3 separate regions of the Homo sapiens genome follow, and regions 1 and 3 are each linked to region 2. Evidence: chromatin contacts called from ENCODE Hi-C or POLR2A ChIA-PET data. All regions are on one chromosome and are shown on one strand. Each heading gives the region's core, a stretch centred on a gene start or an enhancer-like site at or near the end of the contact. The rest is flanking DNA. Distances are from core to core; before and after follow the strand shown.

Region 1 (4,531 bases), core at 379-2,878, 2.4 Mb after region 2:
ATTTTTGTATTTTAGTAGAGATGGGGTTTCACCATGTTGGCCAGGATGGTCTCGATCTCCTGACCTTGTGATCTGCCCGCCTCGGCCTCCCAAAGTGCTGGGATTACAGGTGTGAGCCACCGTGCCCGGCCAGGGCTGTGTCAGTTTTACAGGCAGGAAGCAGAGGCTCAGAAGTCGAGTTCGATCTGAGTTATACCAAAGAGGGACTCTACTCCATGCCTGGCCTCCTGCTGGGGCCTGGACCTCTCACAACCTGAGCGGACTGAAGAGGCTGTGGTCCTTCTGGCCTGGACTCCAGGTCCGTGGAAGACAGTGGGCCAGCCTCCTTATGGAGGGCCAGCGTGTCTGAGCATGAATTCCCCCCACTGACAAACTGTTCAGGGCACACAATGGTCCATTGTGCCCAGGGCACACCTGAGCCAGGAGCATGATGCCAGGCAGGTGCAGGGAGGGAGGTGCTGGGTGAAGGGGAGGGGAGTGTTACCCTGGGATCCCTCCCTGCTGTGGGTACAGAAGGAAAATGGGGGACTATGTGTGTGAGACGGTGTGAGTGATACCAGGTTCTCAGCTGATGGGACACCCACGTCTGAGTCACTCCCCTCACCTTCTGACTCCACCTGAAGTATTTTCTGAGATGGGTGGGGAGCTCAGGAGGAACGGGCCTCCCTCCAACCTTTTCAGACATCCCTCAGGGCCTCAAGGACCCACCCTCACCCTGGGCATCCAGAGGAAAACCTTTTCTTCTGCTCCTAGAGAGGTCCTGGGTCTACCCCTCAGAATGGGGGTGGGGTGGGGTGGGTCATTTCAAGTCAGGGAAGAGCTTATCACAGCCTGTTCGCTGGGGTGTGGGGGGATGCAACTCAAGAAGGACCTGAAGTGGGAGCATTCCCCTTCCACACACCTCCCTACCTTGGCCCACACCCCCAGACCCGTTGGCCACGACCACCCAATCAGGCCGCGCCCAAGGGAGAGGCAGCTCATAGACAAATTGAGTCCCCCTCCCCCTAGCCTCCTGGCCAGTCTCCAGGTCTCTCCAGGTCTCAGTTTCCCCATTTGTAAAAAGGCCAAGTGTCCGGCCGCCTCGGCCCAGGCCACTCTCCTCTAGCAAGAAAGACTCAGGCTGCACGGTCCTGCTCGCGGGGGTGGGTTGCTATGAAGTGCACGACCGCGAGCTCTGTCCCCAAGGCATAAGTGCCAGAGGCACCCGGCGGGCTGGGGGCACACACGTGTGTGCGGAGCCGGAGCATGCCCTGCGCGCGCGCGCCCGCGCGCGCGGCTACGCGGCCCCAGCGGCGCGGGGCGCCAGGTGCAGCAGGCGCGGGGCGCGCGAAGCTGGGGGCACCGCGGGTGCGGGTGCGGGCGCGGGGCGGGGCGGGCTCACCTGCGCGTAGTAGAGCAGCCACAACTCGTACAGCCGCTCCGAGGCGGCCATGGCCCGGCCCGGCTCCGGCCCTGCTGCGCGCCACCTGTCGCCGCCTCCTCCGCGCCGCCCGCCGGTTGCCCTCGGCCAGGCCCATGGGCGGAGGGCGTCACTCCGGGGCGGAGCGGCGCGGTACTACTGGGGAAGTCTGCGGCTGTGGCCTCCGCGGCGCAGAGCCACCCAAGTCTGCTCGCTCCTCCTCCTCACTGCCGGCCGCCGCCCAGCTTCCTGCACTTCGCTGCAGTCACCGCCGCCCCGCCTCTCCTGGGACCATGTAAAGGGCGGAGAGCCTGGCAGGAGGAGGGGCCTATGGGCCGGGCGGCCCGGGAGGGTGCCCCGCTGCCCTGCCCCACCAGTGCCATTGGAAGGGCCAGCCTGAGCCTCCGGGACGAGGGTCGGGGTGAGGAATTCCAGACTTCCCCAGGGTCTGAATCCGCCCAGGACGCTGCTCGCCTGACTGCATTTGCCGCCATTCAGGGAAGGGGCGGCGGGCCGCGTGGAGGTGGCGAGGGTCCTTCAACAATAATCTCCACCACCACCATGACGACCCCTTGTAGCGCTTATCAAATGCCAGGTGCTACTCTGTCGCTTTATGGGAAGACCGAAACGCAACTTTTGAGCTCTAGCTGTTTGTGGAGTGTGATGGCGGGAAGTTAGAGAGTAGCAGGACTAGCCTGAAATACCTTCGGGGCCGCGGTGCCCTCCCAGATCCCAGAGAGGCTTAGACCGTTGCCACGGGTCCCCCTCCCTCCTCCAGGAAGCCTTCCCAAACGCTCCAGTGGAGGGGCTCCCCCCATTCCCCAACTCCAGGGCCCAGAACTTGCTTCACATATGTTGTTTCTTTAACCTCAACAGGTGGGTGCCTCATGGCTCTGTTTTTTGTTTGTTTTTGAGACAGAGTCTCACTCTGTCGCCCAGGCTGGAGTGCAGTGACTCGATCTCGGCTCACTGCAATCTCCGCCTCCTGGGTTCAAGTGATTCTCCTGCCTCAGCCTCCTGAGTAGCTGGGACTACAGGCGCGTGTCACCAGGCCCAGCTAATTTTTTGTATTTTTAGTAGAGACGGGGTTCCACCGTGTTAGCCAGGATGGTCTGGATTTCCTGACTTCATGATCCACCCGCCTCGACCTCCCAAAGTGCTGGGATTATAGGCATGAGCCACCGCACCCGGCCGGCTCTGTTTTACAGATGGAGAAACTGAGGCCCAAGTTGACCAAATGAGGACCACTTGGGCAGCAGGGGCAGGGACCCAGGCTTGACTGACTCTTTTTTGGGTCCCTGCCACCATCACCCCGTGCCCCCTTCCCCATCCCCTTACCTCACAGTCTGGACACGGGGAAAGGGGCACGGGGTGATGGTGGCAGGGACCCAACCCCTGGTGTTGGGCAGGGATCAGGCTCTTTGTTGGGGCTGGGGAGAAGTTTTCTGGGCCCAGAGGGGTGCTACTCGTTCCAGGAGTTGACCAGTCTGGAGACTCCTAGACCTTGGTTGGCCAAGACAACAGAGACCCTGTCCTGTTTTGTTCTCCCAGCTTCTTGGTTCACCTCTGGCCTTTTGTCCTGCTTCATCCATCATAGCTCTGAGCTGAGGTTTCCTGAGCACCTCCAAACTGCATGCCAGGCCTTGGCAGAGCAACCCATCCACTACAGGGAAGAAGGCTTAGACAGACCCAGGTTAGTGAGGACAAGAGGGTTAGTGAAGGGAGGGCTAGATCTGCAGTCTGTGGCCCATGGGCCTCTGAAGGGAGTTGGAAGGGGAAGAGTGGATGTCCACCTGTAGCCAGCTTGGGAAGGGAAGACTCAGGGAGGGAACAGCCTAAGAGGCTAGTTGTCCCCTGGCAGTGGAGGTGGAGAGGGGGCGGCATGGTCTCCTATTCCCAAGTGAGAGGGGGTGTGGCTTTGGGGACCCCCACATACTGAAAGAATATCTTGACTTCAGCCTAAGTGGTCTCGCGGTTATCAGGACACTCTAGTTCATGCAGGAAAGAAGACTCTGGCAGCTTCTGCTGGGTAGCCATGAATCTTGTGGCGACTTGCAGTCGAGGCCACCCCAAGTCTTTCTAAGCTGGGGATTGGGGGCAGTACTTGAGGCCCACTGGACCCAGGTTGGGGTTTGCTCTTCCCCGGGAAAGGTAACTTGACCCTGAGGACTTTGCTGCTCCAGGAGGGGATGGGAATGAGAGGGGATCATCTTTGAGTCCAGAGGGAAACAGCCATACAGTCAGGTCCCCCTCACTGTGCAGGCTTTGTCTGAGCTGAGAGTGGTCACAGAGGGGCTTAGGGGCGCTTGTCAGGTGAGTCCGGGGAGCCACTGACAGCTGCAGAGGTGTAAGTCATACCTTGTATTAGGGTGGGATCGAAGTGGAGGATCAGGGAAGGCTTTTTTTTTTTTTTTTTTTTTTTTGAGACGGAGTCTTGCTCTGCTGCCAGGCTGGAGTGCAGTGGCACGATCTCGGCTCACTGCAACCTCCGCCTCTCTGGTTCAAGCGATTCTCCTGCCTCAGCCTCCCGAGTAGCTGGGATTACAGGCACGCGCCACCACGCCCAGTTAATTTTTGTATTTTTAGTAGAGATGGAGTTTCACCATGTTGGCCAGGATGGTCTCCATCTCCTGACCTCGTGGTCCGCCCTCCTCGGCCTCCCAAAGTGCTGGGATTACAGGCGTGAGCCACCGCGCCCGGCCCAGGGAAGGTTTCTTGAAGGCATTCGAGCCTTGTCAGGTCAAGTGGACAAGGATGAGTCAGGGCATTCCAAGAGGCCAGCATGGAGTGATTAGTGTGGTTAGTACTTGGGCAAAACCGGAGCGATCGACGCACTCTTTTCTCCTTCTCTCAGGTCTGAATTCCACTTGCTGCTCTTTCACTGATCAGCGTTGGATAAATCGAGCCTTAGCTTTTTTTTTTTTCTTTTTTTTTTTTGCTGGCTCCCCACCCACTAGGCAAGTTGTCCGGAAGAATAAGGGCGGGGCGGGGCGGGGCGGGGCAAGGCGGGGAGGGCTCGCCCATAATAACCCCGCATTGATTGGCTTTCAGGACCTCCCAGTCTCTCATTCTCGTCCTTGGATTGGCCGCGAGACATTTATCCACTCTCCTTAGGCCTGCGCGATGCAAGAC
Region 2 (4,781 bases), core at 1,488-3,987:
ACTGATGGTCTTCCCAACCCAGAGGCTTCCTGAGTTATCACCCCTGAGAGAGGAAGAACACAATCTCTCTCCTTAAGGCACCCAGATAAGAGTACAGGCAAACTCTTCACTTGCCCAGTGCCTGGGTGAGGGAGCAGGCTTAAGAGGCAGAAGAGGCCCAGCCCTGTAGGCACTGGGTACTCCCTGCTACCAACCCTGAACCCCCGGCAGTTGTCCCTGAGGTCTGGGGAGTAGCAGAACCCAGTGTAGAAGCCAGCAGACCCAGTGATGCCCTTGGAGACCCTCTGCTGCCTTCCCTTATTCTCTGTGGGTTTTGAGAGGTTCGTTTGCTGCCATTTCCCTGAAAGTGATGGAGAGAGAGAAGAGAGAGTGGTTATTCCATGGGCAGAACAGTTGCTGAAATTGGCTCTCCCAAGCTCCTTCTTGGGGGCTGAGCTAGGCTCAGTAAGGTCACATAACAATCTAGACCTCTCTGCTGGTCTCCCACAGCCCACCCTGGGCCCAGCACCTTCTCCCTGCAGACTCATTCTTCTTCCTGGTTCTCCATGTTAGTACGGCATTGCCATCCTTCTCTAGTTTTTTTATTCTTTTTATTTATTACTATTGTTATTACTTTTCTTTTTTTGAGACGGAGTTTCACTCTTGTTGCCCAGGTTGGGGTGCAATGGCAAGATCTCAGCTCACTGCAGCCTCCACCTCCCGGGTTCAAGCAATTTTCCTGCCTCAGCCTCCCAAGTAGCTGGGATTACAGGCGCCCGCCACCACACCCAGCTAGTTTTTGTATTTTTAGTGAAGACGGGGTTTCGCCATGTTGGCCAGGCTGGTCTCAAACTCCTGGCCTCAGGTGATCTACCCTCCTCAGTCTCCCAAAGTGCTAGGAACAGGCGTGAGCCACCATGCCCGGCCTGTTATTTTTTTTGAGACAGAGTCTCACTCTGATGCCCAGTCTGGAGTGCAGTGGCGTGATCTGGGCTCACTGCAACCTCTGCCTCCTGGGTTCAAGTGATTCTCATGCCTCAGCCTCCCGAGTAGCTGGGATTACAGGCGTATGCCACCATGCCCAGCTAATTTTTTCTATTTTTAGTAAAGACGGGGTTTCCCTATGTTGGCCAGGCTAGTCTCAAACTCCTGACCTCAAGTGATCCGCCCATCTCAGCCTCCCAAAGTGCTGGGATTACAGGCATGAGCCATGGGGCCTGGCCTCTTCTCTAAGACAGAAACCTGGGCAGTGGCAGCCTTTCTAACCTCTAGCCCTAACTCTTGGACCCCTTTATCTACTTGCCATGAAGTAGGCATTTATAAAGGCAAATTAGATCAGACCACAGCCTTGCTGAGTTAGTCTTTCAATGGCTCCCAGGGTCCAACAAGCTCTCACGTTCAAGCTCCAGCATCACAGTCTTACCTATTCTAATATGTCACCCGTATTCTTCCCTCTTAGCCTTGCTCAATCCATTCCCTTTGCTTGGTACACTTTGTCACCCTGTGGCATTTGATCTCGGCTTAGGTGTCTTTCTTGGGAGAAGCCTTCCCTGACCACCCTTGCCCCATGCACTGCCGCCCTCCCCTAATAAATCCCTGGCTCCCCATGAGCAGGGCCCGGGTTGTCTTTGTTCTCTGGGCCTCGTGTGGCCCCTATCACGTGATAGGGGCCCAGAGATTATCTGAATGAATGCCCTGATTAGTGAGCGCATGTTTTGCAGAAGAGGAGGCTGACCCTGATGAGGTCAATGTGCTCAGGACAGAGATTACTGCCTTCCCAACTGAGGGGATTGTGCAGAGTGGAATCCAACAAACCTGTCATTTCATCTCTCTGAAATTATGACAATACCACCACCTATCCTACAGGCTGCTGAACAGCATGATGATGGACTGTCCAGACCTTGGTGTCACCCTAACTTGAAGCCTGAGCTCTACGTGCAGACTTGAAGCTTGCTGCAAAGGCCATTAAGCTGGTGGGCTTAAAGCCTGAGAACTCCCCTCTCTGTCACCAGCACAGGAGTGTCCTTGGAATGCCAAGCATGGGGTTGCGGTATGGACAGATTTACTCACCACGAAGGGAAATGCGTGGAGCCATCAGGCGTGGATCCATTCTGACCACCCAGACCTGGAGGCAGAAACACATCCAGAGCTGCAGAAGGCTGGGGTGGGAATCTGAGCAGGCATCAGCCCAGGTCAGGTTAGAGACCACTGGTATTGTTTGGTGAAGTCTGGTGAGGGTCCTAAGGGACTAATGGTATTGCCAGGTGAGAGTTCTGAGGAACAGATACAATGTGATGGGTGGACTGGTGGGGATTCTGGCGTAAAATGGTATGGTGGCATGAGTCAGGGCACAACGTTAAGTTCTCCCATCCAAGTACCTGGCTTAGCTTCCGAGGTCAGATGCGTTCAGGGTAGTAAGGCCGTGAACCAATGTTAAGTTCTGATGAGCCTCTTGCAGGATAGTGGGGAACCCAATGGTACAGTCGGGAGAGGGTGGGGGCGGGGGCGGCCAGCCCACGGAGGTTCGTAGGAAGCCTCACCTGGACGGTGATACAACCCGGTCACTGTATTCCCGTAGAACCCCCACGCCAGCTGGATGCCCAGGAGACTTAACACCAACCACAGCAGCAGCAGCTTGAAGAGGGTCACGCGCATGTCCTGCGCCTCCCACTCCCGCAAGAACTCGCTGCCCAGCGCGCCCAGCACCGTGGCCGGCAGAGCCTGCAAGGCCTGCCCAGACCAGGACTCCGCCATGACTGGCCCTCGCCCCACCCGGGGTACTGTCACCGTAGTCCCCACCACGCACGCGTGTGGTCTTCCGGGACCAGGCCCGTTAGTGCGCACGCGTAAACCCAGCCAGGGTGGGGCCTACTTCGCGTGCGTGAAGAGTTGGCAGTTCGGGGAGGAGTATTAAAACCGCGCACGCGCACCTAACCCCACCCTGCTTGCTTAAGGGATGAGTGACTCCGGGAGTACAAAATAGCAACCAGGTCTTTTATAGCCCCGGAGTTCCCGTGATGCCCCACGCGGCTGCAATGATTGGTTAAGGGTTTTGCTTTTAGGGCGTGGACGGGCTCCTGAGCAATAGTGGATGAGCTGTGAGTGCGCGCGCGTGCGCGGGGCCGCGACCTGTGCCGGCTCGAGCCCGCTGGGCACTCGGAGGCGCGCACGTCGTTCCCCGCCCTCCCGCCGCCGCCCGCCCTCGCTCTCTCGCGCTACCCTCCCGCCGCCCGCGGTCCTCCGTCGGTTCTCTCGTTAGTCCACGGTCTGGTCTTCAGCTACCCGCCTTCGTCTCCGAGTTTGCGACTCGCGGACCGGCGTCCCCGGCGCGAAGAGGCTGGACTCGGATTCGTTGCCTGAGGTGAGCGGAAGGGTTCCCTCCAGGCGCCGCGGGGCCCCAGGCCCGCCAGCCCGGTACTCTTCCGGCCGGCAGGCCGCCGCACCGCCGCGGCCGCGCCCCACCGGCTGCTCGTGGCCGAGCCGCCCCTGGCCCCTGACCCTTGACCTGACTCCCAGCCCGGGCCCCGCGCCCCAAGCGGCGACCCCGCCCGCGCAGTCCCCGGAAGCGCGCCCGGTAGTCTCCTGTGCCCCTTCCCCCGCCCGGCCGGGCCTGGTGGAGCCCAGGCTGCCCGCCTGCCCGCCCTCGGTCCCCGGAGCTTCCTCTCCCAGCGGCGCCGGGCAGGGCGGGGGCTTTGGGCCGGGCCCCGCGACCGCGCAGTGTAGCCGGCCGCTGAAAGCGCGCGTGGCTGTCGGAGTTGAAATGGGAAAGAAACTCTTTACAACTCCATTTTGCTTTTTACGTTTAACGAGAAACGACAATCACTGTTTCATATTGATTAAAGTCCAGTTACACTTTGGGTAGGTTTTCTTTTAATGCAGACTTGTTGGAGACTGTGTAAGTAAGTAAAAGATTGTATTGAACGCTTAGGGGTATGATCTACGGCCATACCACCTGGAACGCGCCCGAACTCGTCTGAAAGCTTTGGGGTCTGTTTTGAGTGGAAAAGGGGTATTTTCCATTTGGAAAAAAAAAACAACACACAAAACTGTAAATGATTTAAGCGATGTTGCATGAAAATAGATGCAATGTTGCTTAGTCGAAGTCGCTGTATTGATTAGGAATGATCTAAATATCTGTACCTTAGTTACTGATTGGATCTACAGTTACGGGTCGTCTTCATTGAATAGCGCTATTCGCATCCAAGTTGATTTGTTCACAAACCTTGTTTAGTAGTTTACGGTGGAAAATTGGAATCCTTTTTACCTCAAAGTTGGTTCCACTTGTGTTTTTTAATAGTTCTGATTTTAAATTTTTACCTCTGTTGTTGACTTGTTTGGTTCTGTCTTGAAGAAAGTCTTAAACGTTTCTTGCAGGTGTGTAAGTAGATATTTCACTCTGCCTTTCTGAAGGAGAAAAATTGAAAAACCAAAAAACTTCCATAATTTAAAATGTTGTATGTGGAGAGAATTTTTCAACCACTTAGTATCACCCAGATGTGTAATGTGTACCATGCGGATGATTGTCACCTTAGATGTGGCTAGATTGGCGGAGATACTGTTTTGAGCATTTGGCACAAGTGACATTGGACTGAAAAACTAGTTTTTAATTGTAAAGAATGACTTATTGAAGGATCTCTGGATAACTTGTCTTAATTGGTTCCATCTACTTTTGTGGAGCACTGATGGCTCTTGGGGACATTAAATATATAAGGTGCACCTTGGTTTGAGTTAAAGTCTAGTGCTAGATTTATCCTCTCTGTTCTCATAAAAATCTGTGTTGGAGGGAAGAAGAGAGTAGGAAT
Region 3 (4,878 bases), core at 1,555-4,054, 2.1 Mb before region 2:
AAGGTGTCTGCAGGTGTGTGGCTATGTGCATGTTGGGGAGGGGGAGGTGTTGGCAGGGGTAGAGGAGGCTGCAGGAGTTAAGAGTGCAGATTCCTGAGGGCGTGGCTGCTGGAGAGGCCTTGTTTGTCTCCTCCCCTGCTTCCCCTGCCTCCTAGGCCCTGGCTTCTCCAAAGCCCCTTCTTAATGCTTCTTGCTCCCATCACCAACCCAGGGCCCCAGGCTGGGTTTGTTTTTTAAAAAAATTAAAAAAAAATTTTTTTTTGAGACAGAGTCTCTCTCTGTCACCCAGGCTGGAGTGCAGTGGCACAATGACAGCTCACTGTAGCCTCAACCTCCCAAGCTCAAGCAATCCTCCCACCTCAGCCTCATAAATAGCTGGGACTACAGGCATGCACCACCACGTCCGGCAAATTTTTAAGATATTTTGTAGAGACAGTGGAGCAAGGGTGAGGGTGGGGGTGTCTCTCTATGTTGCCCAGGTTGGTCTTGAACTCCTGGGATCAAGAGATTCTCAGCCCCTCAAAGTGCTGGGATTACAGGCATGAGCCACAGTGCTCTGACCAGGTTGGGTTTCTGAAATGAAGCAGTGCCATCTGGTGGCAGACTGAGGCAGTGCCAGGAGCGCGTGAGCTAAGCCTTGAGCTCCCCTAAGGGCTCTGCCTCTTAGGACCCCAGCCAGCGGAGAAGTCACCACTGGGCCGGCTAGACCATAGTCAGAGGGGAGATATCCAAGGCTTAAATGTCCCATCCTCATACATTTTAGGTTCATGGCCCAGGGAGGCATGGCAGGAAAGTCACCTGAAGGAGTGCTGGAGGAATGGCATGTGGGTTCCATTCCTTGTTCTACCTCTCTGGGTCCAGATTTCTCATCTGTAAAGGTGATTAACCATATCTTCCCTGTGTGTGTGGCAGGGTAGTGAGGGTTAAATGAGAGAGTGTGGCTGGAACACTTGGCTCAGGGCCCAGCATGCTCTGAAGTTGAAAGAAATGGTACTGGCCATTACTGACAGAGGTAGAGTTCCAGAAGCACAGAGAAGGGACCTGTGTGTTGTGGCAGGAGAAAGAAGTGAAGAAAGGTGACATGTCTGTGGCGCTCCCAGCACATATTAGAGAATCTCTGCTTGGAGCAGTAGCTCCAAGTTACACATTTAAGAGAAGGAGGATGGTCCCTTTTCTGGAAAGAGGGAAATGGGATCTAGTGGGGAATGAAACCAAGGGACCCAGGATTCAGGATCCTTACTAGCTGTCGAGCCTGAGCATAGCAGCAGGCTTGCTGTGTCTTGTATTCATGTGACAGTATTGCCGTGAAGACTCATGGAGATGCACGGAGACTTGCTCAGCATTCCCGGAGAGATAATGAGCTGCATAAGGCCTTGAACGCTGGGTAGGATCTTGTCAGGTCGAGATTCTGCTCAACTGTGGGTCATGTTTATCTTCTATGCCCCACAAGAGGGACTGCTGGTCAGAGTAAGGAGTCCTCTGGTTCTGCTGTTAATTGGTTGTGTGATGCTGGGCAAGTCGCTCACTCCCTCTGGGCCTCATTTTTCCCAACAACATGAAGAAATTGAATTAAGTGACCTGTGAGGTCAGTCCTGCCTTAATCTATGAGCTTTTGATTTTTCACTTCTCTGCCTCACGTATAATAACCTGGCAATAAGTATCTATTGATTCTTACAGGCTAGGTCTTGAACAAAAAGACAGAGGCTGGGTGCAGTGGCTCATGCCTGTAATCCCAACACTTCGGGGGGCCGAGGCAGGAGAATCGTTTGAGCCTAGAAATTCAAGACCAACCTGGACAACACAGTGGGACTTCGTCTCTACAAAAATTTTTAAAAATTAGCCGGGTGTGGTGGTGCACACCTGTAGCCCCGGCTACTTGGGAGGCTGAGGTGAGAAGATAGCTTGAGCCCAGGAGGTTGATTGAGGCTGTAGTGAGCTGTGATCGCGCCACTGCACTCCAGCGTGGATGACAGAGCGAGACCCTGTCAAAAAAAAAAAAAAAAAAAGACAGAGAAAAAAGAGGCTGGGAGAACTCAGCCCAGGAGTTCGAGAACAGCCTGGCCAACACGGCAAAACCATGTCTCTACCAAACACGCACATACAAAACAGAAACAAAAATTGGCTGGGTGTGGTGGCATGCGCCTGTAGTCTCAGCTGGAGGCTGAGGTGGGAGGACTGTTTGAGCCCGGGAGGCGGAGGTCATAGTGAGCTGAGATCGTCACTGCACTCCAGCCTGGGCAACAGAGCGAGACTCTGTCTCAAAAAAACAAAACAAAACAAACAAAAAACAACCAGTGCCTTCTGATTTAATGAGTGCTGTGATTTCTGATATGTTTATGAGAAATATTTTCTTAGATCACGGTATGTTCTAGGTAAGATAAGGCAAATGGCCAAATAAAACAGAGGCTCTTTGCGCACACAGGTCAGAACAAGACACTGAAAAAGTATCAGGCGATTACAGTACTGTCTTAGAAGGATTGGCTCCCTCACTTTTCACTTCCGCCTTCCGAAGCAGCCAATGAGTACTCAGCAGTTCGCATTTATCCAAAAAAACTACAAATCCAGAAGTCAATGCGCCAGGCGAAGAGCTCATGCGTCAATTGGGACTGGTGGGCCCGCCCCTAGACGCGGAACTTCATTTCCCAGGCGTCCCCGGGGCTCTTCGATTTTTTTTTTTTTTTTTTTTTTTTTTTTTTTTTTTTCCCCGATCGTGCAGGCGTTCTCTTCCCGCCCCTTGCTCGCGGTCCTCGCGCCAAGTAGGCGCGAGCGCGCGCGCGCGGTGCACGTAGCGCGCGAGTGACGCATAATATGTGGGCCGCTGTGGAGCCGTGGTCGCGCTGTGTGTGTGTGTGAGTGGAGAGTGAGTGCGGGACCTGAGGCTGTGTGTGTGTGAACTGTGGCCACTGGCGGGGTCGGGGGGGGGCAGCGGCGGAGCCGCCTCGGACGGTGAGTGGGAAATGGAGGGAGGCGACTCTACGGGAGGGGCGCGAGGAAGCAGGTCGCGCGGCTGGCCGGGCGGCAGAGTGGGCGCCGGGCTTGGGGGAGGGGCGGCACCTGCTTGGGCCGCCGGCGAGGAGGGGGCGGGCCGGTCTGCCGGGAGGCTGGGCCCGGGGCCTGACAGGACTTTTCCTCCTCCTGATTCTTGTCCTGGGGGCGGGGCCTCCACGTTCTTCCTCCACTCCCCACGAGAAGCTTCCCGAGAGTAACTCTTCCGCCCGGAGTGGGGGGGCGGGGTGTGTCCGCCCCTACCTGGAGGAGGGGCGCATTTCATTTCCCTTGTTTTCTTTTTCCTTCCAATCCTCCTAGTCTCTGTTCCGTACGGGCTTGCGGGGCTCCATCTTCCGTACTATACGGCGGGCCCCTTCCCGGACTGTGTCTCCGCCTCCAGCTCCAGTCACCTGGGCGGGCTCTCCCGTCTCTCGGCCTCGTGCCACCTCTCCCTGCACCCGCCTGCCTCTTGGACCGTGCGACGGGGGCGGAGCTTTCCGGGCGCTCCTCCCATCCCCATGAAAGAGGGAAGGGTTGGAAAGAGAGGTGTGCGGGTCCCGCAGCCTGGAGTCAAACCTCAGAGTGCCCGCGAAGCTTCCCTGGAGTCTATTTCCGGGGGTTATAGTAGTTTTCAACTGGGGTGTCAGAAGCGTTTGCTTAACAACTTCACTTCTTAGACGGTTTTCTGTCTGGTTTCCTCTTACTGCGGTGGCAGCGCTCTGGTTTTCCATTTGTTGAGGAAATAGTTTTGGAGTGTTTGTATTTAGCTATTTTTGAGTCACAAATGACTCGTCCTTGGCCATGTCATGTTGGTCTTGGTTTTTCCTTACCCTGTTTTTTTGATGAAGCCTTTTAATTAGTTTACATGTCTTAATTTTTTATATTAGTAGCATCTTCCTGTTCAAAATGCATCGTTAATGTACAGAATGAGAGGTTAATTGGTAATATCATCCTGCATTTTCTTTTTCCAGCTTACTGGAGTTTACCTTTAATGTTTATGTAAATGTGTATATTTAGATTTTAGGATCTATTTAGTATTTTTCTTAATGATGTGACCATTTGGGTTTTCTATATAACATTTATTCATTACCCATTTTTGAGTGGGTATATATTTTTGGATGTTAAAGAGATAATAGAGAATTTGGGGAATGTAGGGAAATCATTTTGTACTTAGTATCTCTTGCGTAGTTGCTGAGTACAGTGTTTTACTGTTCTGCCTATTATACAGTTTTAAAATTTTTTATTTTTATTCATTTATTTTTTATAGAGACAGTGGTCTCAGTATGTTGCCCAGGCTGGTTTTGAACTCAAGTGATCCTCCCTGGTCAGCCTCCCGAAGTGTTGGAATTACAGACATGAGCCACTACACCTGGCCTGTTTTTTTAGATACAGGATCTTGCCCTGTAGCCTAGGCTGGAGTGCAGTGGTGTGATAACTCTTTTTTTTTTTTTTTTCTTTTTTCTTTTTTTTTGAGACAGCGTCTCATTCTGTTGCCCCAGCTAGAGTGCAGTGGCGCGATCTTGTCTCACTGCAACCTCCGCCTCCCAGGTTCAAGTGATTCTCCTGCCTCAGCCTCCGGAGTAGCTGGGACTACAGGCACGCGCCACCACGCCCGGATAATTTTTGTATTTATAGTAGAGATGGGGTTTCAGCATATTGGCCAGGCTGGTCTCAAGCTCTTGTCCTCGTGATCTGCCCACCTCGGCCTCCCAAAGTGCTGGGATTACAGATGTAAGCCACTGCGCTGGCTTTTTTTTTTTTTTTTTTTTTTTTTTTTTTTTGAGACAGAGTCTCACTGTGTTGCCCAGGCTGGAGTGCAGTGGCGCGATCTCAGCTCACTGCAAGCTCCGCCTCCCAGGTTCACGCCATTCTCGTGCCTCAGCCTCCCAA

Evidence for each region. Hi-C counts contacts between places; a loop is a spot of excess contacts on that map. ChIA-PET counts read pairs that join two places held with the same protein, here RNA polymerase II (POLR2A). Pooled maps may share reads with other maps.
Region 1: a loop to region 2 is called in a pooled map, with 5 times the contacts of the local background. The contact joins the promoter of NBEAL2 here to the promoter of TCTA in region 2. A Hi-C loop is called at or near these places in 6 of 50 pooled maps. POLR2A ChIA-PET finds 5 or more read pairs at or near these places in 2 of 52 experiments (BJ and activated naive CD4-positive, alpha-beta T cell).
Region 3: a loop to region 2 is called in a map of naive thymus-derived CD4-positive, alpha-beta T cell, with 17 times the contacts of the local background. The contact joins the promoter of DCAF1 here to the promoter of TCTA in region 2. A Hi-C loop is called at or near these places in 1 of 168 maps with a recorded cell type or tissue (naive thymus-derived CD4-positive, alpha-beta T cell) and 6 of 50 pooled maps. POLR2A ChIA-PET finds 5 or more read pairs at or near these places in 3 of 52 experiments (GM10248, WTC11 and activated B cell).

What each region holds. Positions count from the first base shown.
Region 1 is chr3:46,976,763-46,981,293 of GRCh38, reverse strand. It overlaps NBEAL2 (neurobeachin like 2), which reads right to left and starts at 1,628. Exons shown (of 54, transcript NM_015175.3): 1 at 1,382-1,628. The coding sequence starts at 1,432. It also overlaps a transcript of CCDC12 not described here. RefSeq lists enhancers at 1-573, 574-1,354, 3,257-3,957, 4,527-4,531 and silencers at 1,272-1,611, 1,712-1,901, 4,297-4,436.
Region 2 is chr3:49,410,379-49,415,159 of GRCh38, reverse strand. TCTA (T cell leukemia translocation altered) reads right to left here and starts at 2,737. Exons shown (of 3, transcript NM_022171.3): 1 at 2,520-2,737; 2 at 2,050-2,104; 3 at 1-340. The coding sequence starts at 2,733. The coding sequence ends at 298. RHOA (ras homolog family member A) reads left to right here and starts at 3,184. Exons shown (of 5, transcript NM_001664.4): 1 at 3,184-3,340. RefSeq lists enhancers at 2,525-2,934, 2,870-3,164, 3,063-4,037 and silencers at 3,005-3,304, 3,365-3,644, 3,655-3,744.
Region 3 is chr3:51,497,941-51,502,818 of GRCh38, reverse strand. It overlaps DCAF1 (DDB1 and CUL4 associated factor 1), which reads left to right and starts at 2,804. Exons shown (of 25, transcript NM_001387579.1): 1 at 2,804-2,946. RefSeq lists silencers at 563-662, 2,915-3,144 and an enhancer at 3,255-3,354.